2 separate regions of the Homo sapiens genome follow, and region 2 is linked to region 1. Evidence: read pairs that join two places in POLR2A ChIA-PET (ENCODE). Cell type or tissue: MCF 10A. All regions are shown on one strand. Region 1 holds the start of ATL1 (atlastin GTPase 1). Region 2 has its middle 9.5 kb from the start of SAV1.

Region 1 (4,000 bases):
TCAGATATGTTGATGTTCAAATGTCAGTAGGAAAACAACGTGAGGATAACCTTAGGCAGTTATAAACACACCTCTGGTATAATGTCCTCTCTTCTAGAGGGCAGAAGACTACAAGTATAGATTTGGGAATCATCAGCATGGAGGTCCTGTCTGAAGCCATCATAGTAAATTACATTGAGAGAGTGTAGCGTGAGGAGTTGCTTACCATGAGGAATTAGCAGAGATCATGGATCTGGTAATTAAGAGGCTGGCAGTGATCTCCTAAGAACCGATCAGTACAGAGTGTGAGTAACAACCAAATGGCAGAAGGAAACTGTAAGGGACGGCATGATGGTATCTTGAGGTTGAGGTAGTATAAAGGGACAGTGTTTCCAGGTTACTGAAAACAACTAAGTTTGTAGCAGAGAGAAAGCAGTGAAAAGGGAAAGATTGAAAGTATTTTTATTTTTTTTCTTTTCCTTTCAAAATTGTCTGCAACCTTTATGGCTGCCAGGGCCCACCCATACCCAGACTATGTAGTATGATTTCAGCTCAAATAATTGCTATTGGACTATAGGTCTGGACCTTATCTTTGCAAATCTAGTGGGAAATTTTACCCAGTGGATATTGAGTTACAGATCGTAATGAATCTACAGCTTTCATTTATCTTGATCTTCTTGATATAAATTTTGCTATTCTAATTTTAAGACAAACTACTCAGTATACATATACAAAAATGCATGATACCCTCTTTACTAACATGACCTTGCTTTTAAAATGGAAAAAAAAATGGGTGCCTCGTAGATAAATGCACATTATTTTAGCTACTTTGGCTATATAAATGTTGCCAGCTTGTTTGTACTAATGTATAACCGTGCTTGAAACAGGTATTTGAACATCCAGAATCATGCAGTATATCGGTTTGTGTATTTCTGATAACGCTGTTAAATTCTTTGAGAGTGTGTTCGAGGGGGGTGCTGTTTATTTGTTTGTGTTTTCCGTTGAAAATGTTGCGGTACGTGGTCTATCACTGTCTTCACGGTCTGGGGGTGGACTGAGGTAGGGAGGGTGTGACGCTGGTATCTGTGTGAACTCGGGCTTGTGATGCTGAGCTTGGTTCATCTGCTTTCTCCTCCCTTTTCCTCCCCACTCCTTCCCACCAGCGCCACAGCAACATCCTCAGAGTCTGAGCGAACTGCGCCCAGCGCGGGCACGGAGCCTCCCACCGCCAGCAACCTGCGGCCCCGGAGAAGGCAGCGAGCGCAGTGACAGCGCCTCACCGCCACCAGCTCCTGGACCACCATGGCCAAGAACCGCAGGGACAGAAACAGTTGGGGTGAGTAGCAAATGAGAACTTCTGCAGCCTGCACGGGGTCTTCTGGCCCTCCACTTTCTGCTTCTGTGGAGACAGGGAGGGCCAAGGGCTGCTAGGTGCCTGCGTCCACGGCTGGGAGACGGGCCGTAGCCGAGCCGCTCCCTGTTTGGGCGGAGGAACCATGGCCGAGCGGTACCCGCGTCACCGAATCGCGCTGTCGGGGTGAGGGCTGCAGCTTCGCGCAGGCCGGGCCTCCAGCTCCTTCTTCCCCACCCCCCTCCCGCCTCCTCCCAGCATTTGGACAGCACCCACCAGGCGCCTCCGGGGACTTGTGGGTTCCGCCTTAGCGATCGGTTGGGAGGAAGGCTATGGGGGTGGGCAGGGGGCTGTTGTTACTCGGCCCCAGAGGGGCGAGGGGTCGGGGATCTAGAGCAGGCCAAGCCCCAACCCCCCTCCCCGGGAGCCGCCAACTCGCTGGCTCTGCAGGGCGCGGGCTCCCGGCGGCGGGCGGCGGGCGGCGCGCTGGAACAATGAGGCGGAGCGCGCCGGGTCCCGGACGGACGGTAGCAGACCGAGCAACTGGGAGAAGGGCCACCCTCTTGGGAATTCCTGAGCACTGCAGTACTCCTCTTAATTTGGGGGTTGGGTGGGGGAATTGGGGAAGAAGGAGAGCAAAGTTGTGGTTTCCAGCCTTCTGCCCCACCCCGACGTGGTACCCCATTCAGACCAGCCCCAAGGGTGGCTTTGTTCTTTGATTTTACCTTTTGGAGACATTGGGCTCATGATTCAGCACCAGGCCGAGGGGAGGGGAAAGGAGAGGCGAGACCCAGTATGTTCACACCGCGAGTGGGTGGGCGGTGCTCACGCAGGCGGAGAAGAACGGGCGCAGCGATGCGGAAGAAATCGCGGCCCCGCCCGCCTTGCTGCTCCAGACCTAGTTCTGGACGGTTAGTGTGGGCAGGCTGGGCGTCTTTTTGTCGTAGGTTCCCGATTTCTTGCAGTCACAGTGCTAAACTCACCAGCATCTTAGGAACGAAAGCCCTCTAAGGCATTTATTTTATTATCTGAACCAGAGAATGTCTCAGGCTACTGTGGCTTGGTGGGTAAATAAATATTTTGTTCATCAGCTTGTTATTTAGAAATTGTTATTTGGAAATAACAGTTGTTATTATTTGAAAAGTTCAGAGCTGCTTGATTCTGTTCCACATCTCAGTGAGAGCTCTTCTATAACTGTTTATTTGAGCGAGAGGCACAAATGTAAATTTTAATTGGTTATTTCAGTTTACTTTAATCAAAAGACCGTGTATCTCCTTGCCTCTGATTGTTCTAATGGTCACAGGATACGGTAGACAAGGTTTACATTTGGGAGATTATCCAAGGTTTGTGGTAGGCATGGAGAGTTGGAGCGGGGAGGTCTGTCATGACTTAGCTGAGTTTAAGAGAAAGTGGTTCCATTTTCTGAGATCATGAAACTTCAGTTTTAACAGACCTACCTGACTATTGCAATAAGTTTTATTTCCTTCTTCTGAAATTTAAGTAAGCATTTGCAGTGTATCCCCTTTCCACCCGTTCTCTTGGCCTCTAGAATAGGAATTTATTGAACACACACAATTAGGGTGCGTATATTCAAGTCACTTTTGGTCTCAGTCTCCATGAATTGTTGTCTCCACCCTGTTAACAGAAGCATGTGAAAATGTATTCTGAGGATTAAAATTTTTCTCCTTTATGAAGCTTTGGATCATTATTGCGCAGAATTTCCTTTGGCTATAAACTTTTTTTTTTTTGAGATGGAGTCTTGCTCTGTCGCCTAGGCTGGAGTGCAGTGGTGCCTTCTGGGCTCACTGCAAGCTCCACCTCCCGGGTTCACGCCATTCTCCTGCCTCAACCTCCCGAGCAGCTGGGACTACAGGCGCCTGCCACCGTGCCCGGCTAATTTTTTGTATTTTTAGTAGAGACAGAGTTTCACCATGTTAGCCAGGATGGTTTCGATCTCCTGACCTCGTGATCCGCCCGCCTCGGCCTCCCAAAGTGCTGGGATTACAGGAGCGAGCCACCATTCCCGGCCTTATAAACTTCTTATGTAGTGGGAGTTTTTCCCTCTTGGGAACATGGTTCTCACATCCGGTTTTCATAAAAATCACACAGGGACTTATTAGAAATGCAGACTCTCCCATCTTCCAGCCAGAGCTTTGGAATCAATAGATCTGAAAGAGGGCCTAGAAATCTGCCTTTTAATTAGCATTTTAGGTGATTGGGAAGCAGATGGTCTTTAGGTGTTACTTTGAGAAATACTACCTTAGATTATTTACATTTGATAGAAACATCTCAGATAGTTTACCCAGAAGTCATCAGGAAAGTTTCAACTCAAGTGATGGATTAGGAAAAGAAATACTAGAATCACTATAGTGTTTACTGGAAATTATTATAGAAAAGAAAGAGTGGAATTCTGGACTCTTATCTTGATGTTCTATGGAAATGCTTTACTACTTAGATTTTTCTTTGCTGTTAAGTACATATGACATAAATGACTTAGAAAATGTAGTAGATGGAGTAGGAGATAGAGGTTTTGGCACAGATATTAGCCCTGTCAGTCTTAATTCCATTTTATTACCAGTATCTAATAGAATGCCTAACACAGTAGGCATTTAGTAACAGCAATAGTAGCCAACATCGTTAAGCTAATGTCATATGAAATAGGTGCTGTAA
Region 2 (4,000 bases), 120 kb after region 1:
GATTCATTCCTTATCTATGAGGAACATCTGAATCCCCAGCCCATCCCATGGAAGACAGGCCTTCCAGGAGGATTGAGGTCCTTTGTTTTGGGTTAAATGAAGCTTGTCAGGTGGAGGTTGTTAGGAGGAGGGTGCTAAGGGAAAATGCTACATAAACTGCGCACTTTTTACAGAGGGCAGTGGTTCTCCTGTCCAGCCCACTGCCACTGGACTACCCTGTATATGAGTCCCCTCAATAAGTCCTATGTCTTGTTTGCTGGCTCCAGTTTCTTCTTCGGCCTCTCAAACACGGTGCCATTCCTACTGAAATCAGTAGGGGTCTGGTGACAAGATGCCATCATCAAAAATGAACACAAGATATTTTTTCAGAGAGGGAGGAATTTCCCAATTGATAGGGTATCCCAAGTGCCCTTCGAAATAAATGAAAAAAGATCCATGTCTCAATGTGTTGTGAAATTTCAGAACATTAAGGGTAAAAGGAAGACCCTGAAAGGTTCCAGTGAAAAGATCTTAGCATTCTGACATTTGTATATCCTGCAAACAGAAGACAAAAGTATCAATTATGAAGGAATGAGAATCACACTAATGTCAGATTTTTCATCAGCAACAAGGATTTCTATAAGACTATGGAGCAATGCCCTCAAATAAATGAGGGAAAATTAGTTGACAATTTTATACCCATCAAAAAAGGTGAATCAAAATCCAAATGTCAATCAAAAATGAAAGAATAAAGACATTTTTTGGAAATAAAGGGACTCAGAAAGTATACTTTTCATGTATCCTATTCTAGTAAGTTACTTTAGAAGATAAGTTTTTAAAAAATGAGAGAATAAACTCACACAAAGGACAAAACAAAAACAGAAAAATAGGGACTCAAGAAATAGTGAATCTAACTCAGGAAAGTAATTTTAGTCTCAGTATCATGGTTGTATAGCAAGCCTGGAAGCCAATCAATCCAGAGTGAAATTGGCCTTTAGAGGACTCTAAAAGGAAGCTACCTAGGAAAAGATGAGATTTAAGAAATCTGTGTTAGAACAAATTACGAAGGTGATAAAGGCAGAAGATTCAGTGAAAAAAGAAAAGCAATGGGACATGAAAATTCAGGGAAATACAGCATTTTGGGACCTTCTGAGAAGACCTACTTTGAGAACAAAGAGATTAGATTTGATTTTGACAAACCAAGAGATTAGTCAAAATTTGAAACTCAGGATTGGAGAAGTAACTGTAAGTGAACAGGTGGTAATCATTGAATACATTTAACTACAGAAAAGCCTAAACAATGGTGAGAAATAGGGTTTTTAAAGAAACCAGGCCAGGCACAGTGGCTCATGCCAGTAATCCCAGCACTTTGGGAAACTGAGGCGGGAGGATCCCTTGAGCCCAGGAGTTTGAGGCCAGCCCGGGCAACACAGGGAGACCTTCCGTCTTTACAAAAAAAATGCAAAAATTAGCCAAGTGTGGTGGAACATGCCTGTAGTCCCAGCTACTCAGGAGGCTAAGGTAGGAGTATCAATTGAGCTCAGGAGGTTAAGGCTGTCATGAGCTGTGATCGTGTCACTACACTCCAGGATGGGTGACAGAGTGAGCCCGTTTCAAAAATAAAAAATAAGGAAACCAAACTTTGTTATGCATTTTCTCATGTTACCGCATCTTAAAAAATTTCAGTTTAAAGAGCTCAGTATCTTTAACAACAACCAAAATTATACATTGAGTCAAGACAGGTCTAAACAGGACATTGAATGTCAAAATCCTGTGCCTTTGGCTGGCAATGCTGTTTATTTCGTGCTGATCAGGATTGAGGAACTAGAAATAACAATGTAGACAAAGAGCAGATTCAGTGGAGTGAGGAAATGGGAGGGGATGAACAGGAGGTTGTGGTCAGAGGGGAATTTCAGAGTTTTAAATAGTTATCAGGTGTGACCAAATTAGCTCGTAGTTGGAGTAGAGGTGGAAGTAATGAAATTGAGAAAGGAATGTAAAGGTCGCATGTTAGAAAACATGGAATATGGTAAAACAAACAACAAACTAAGCCATTGAAACAGGATGAAGGGACTGTCCTGCAAGTAGTAGAGAAGGAAGAGGAACGGCGACATAAATAAAAGGCATAAAAATAGATTTCTTTCTTATGATTCATGTATTACTCAGAGGCTTCTGAATTCCTAGAACTTCTATTGAGATTTCCAAATCAGTTAGTAATAATATTCAAATATTGTATTTCACTGATGTGCTTTACTGTTAATTTCACAGTGCTATTAGAGGCCTAATGTCTTCAGATAAATTGATGTCAGAGCTTCCACAATAGTCTGTTGTCAATTTAGAGTATGGGTAGCTTTGCATGTTAGGGCCAAATGATCTCAGATGTAATTAGTTAATAGAACTGTGGGTGATCAGAAGTTAAGGATCTTGAGATGGAGAGAATGAGCTGGAAGTATCCAGGTGGGCCCAATGCCCAACGTAATCACAAGAGTCCTTATAAAAGAGAGTCAGGAAAGTGGTGACAGGAGACGTGAGGATAGAAGCAGGAGGTTGATGAGGTGAGCCAAGCAGGCAGCCAGTCTCCAGAGGCTGAAGAAGTCAGGGAAGCGGATTCTGCCCTCAGAGCTCCCAGAGGCAGCCACCCTGCCAACAACACCTGGGCTTTAGCCTCCTGAGACTGATTTTGGACTTCTCATCTCCAGAATTGTAAGATAATGAATTGGTGTTGTTTTATGCCAGTAAGTTTATGGTAGTTTTTACGGTAGCAACAGGAAACTAATACGAAAAGTTTGCAAATGGTTTCAGGGTTTTGATTGCCAAATTTTATCAGCAGTGTGTGAATGCCTGTCTTTAAATTTTTAACTGACACATACATATTATGGAGTACAGAGTGATATTTTGATGCGTATGTACAATATGTAATGATCCAATCAGGGTAATTAGCATTATCTGTAACTTCAAATATTTATAATTGCTTTGTGGTGGGAACATTCAAAGTCCTCTCCTAGCTATATGAAAATATACAATAGACTACTAACTATAGTCACTCCACAGTGTCATAGAACACTGCAATTTATTTTTCCTAACTGTAGTTTTGCATCCATTAACCAGCCTCTCCCTATCTTCCCCTCTCCCCTACCCTTCCCACCCTCTAGTAATCACTATAGTTTTTTAGTGTCCACATATGAGTGAGAACATGCATTACTTATTTTTCCTTGCCTAGCTTATTTCACTTAATATAATGTCCTCTAATTCCATCCATGTTGTTGTAAATGATATGATTTAATTCTTTATGGCCAAATAGTATTCCATTGTGTATATATACCACATTTTCCTTAGCCATTCATCTGTTGGTGGATTTCATGTGCGTCTGTGTGAGGAGACCACCGAACAGGCCTTGTGTGAGCAACAAGGCTGTTTATTTCACCTGTGTGCAGGTAGGCTGAGTCCGAAAAGAGAGTCAGCAAAGGGTAGTGGATTATCATTAGTTCTTATAGGTTTGGGGATAGGCGGTGAAGTTAAGAGCAATGTTTTGCGGGCAGGAGTGGATCTCACAAAGTACATTCTCAAGGGTGGGGAGAATTACAAAGAACCTTCTTATGGGTGGGGGAGATTACAAAGTACCTTCTTAAGGGTGGGGGAGATTACAAAGTACATTGATCAGTTAGGGTGGGGAAGAAACAAATCACAATGGTGGAATGTCATCAGTTAAGGCTATTTTTACTTCTTTTGTGGATCTTCAGTTACTTCAGGACATCTGCATGTATACGTGCAAGTCACAGGGGATGCGATGGCTTGGCTTGGGCTCAGAGGCCTGACAGTGGACACTTAGGTTGATGCCATATTTTGGCTATTGTGACTAGCACTGCAATAAACTTGGGGGCGCAGACGTCTCTTTGATATACTGACTTCCTTTTCTTTGGATAAATACCCAGTAGTGAGATTGCTGGATCATATAATAGTTGTATATTTAGTTTTTGAGGCACTTCCATGCTGTTTACCATAATGGCTATATTAATTTACA

What was found. Peaks named below come from ENCODE experiments on the same cell type or tissue, not always from the same donor. Only the 100,000 strongest peaks of a DNase experiment are listed, where the experiment ranks them.
Region 2: POLR2A ChIA-PET joins it to region 1 with 7 read pairs; 10 of 35 experiments call an interaction of 5 or more read pairs at or near these places.

What each region holds. Positions count from the first base shown.
Region 1 is chr14:50,558,985-50,562,984 of GRCh38, forward strand. ATL1 (atlastin GTPase 1) reads left to right here and starts at 1,161. Exons shown (of 14, transcript NM_015915.5): 1 at 1,161-1,315. The coding sequence starts at 1,282. It also overlaps a transcript of MAP4K5 not described here. RefSeq lists an enhancer at 1,255-1,754 and a silencer at 1,496-1,855. In MCF 10A, no CTCF peak of the experiment used is centred here; a DNase peak (open chromatin) is centred at 1,557.
Region 2 is chr14:50,675,803-50,679,802 of GRCh38, forward strand. No RefSeq gene overlaps it. Among named protein-coding and RNA genes, the nearest start is that of SAV1, 9.5 kb to the left of the region's middle. In MCF 10A, no CTCF peak of the experiment used is centred here; a DNase peak (open chromatin) is centred at 1,829.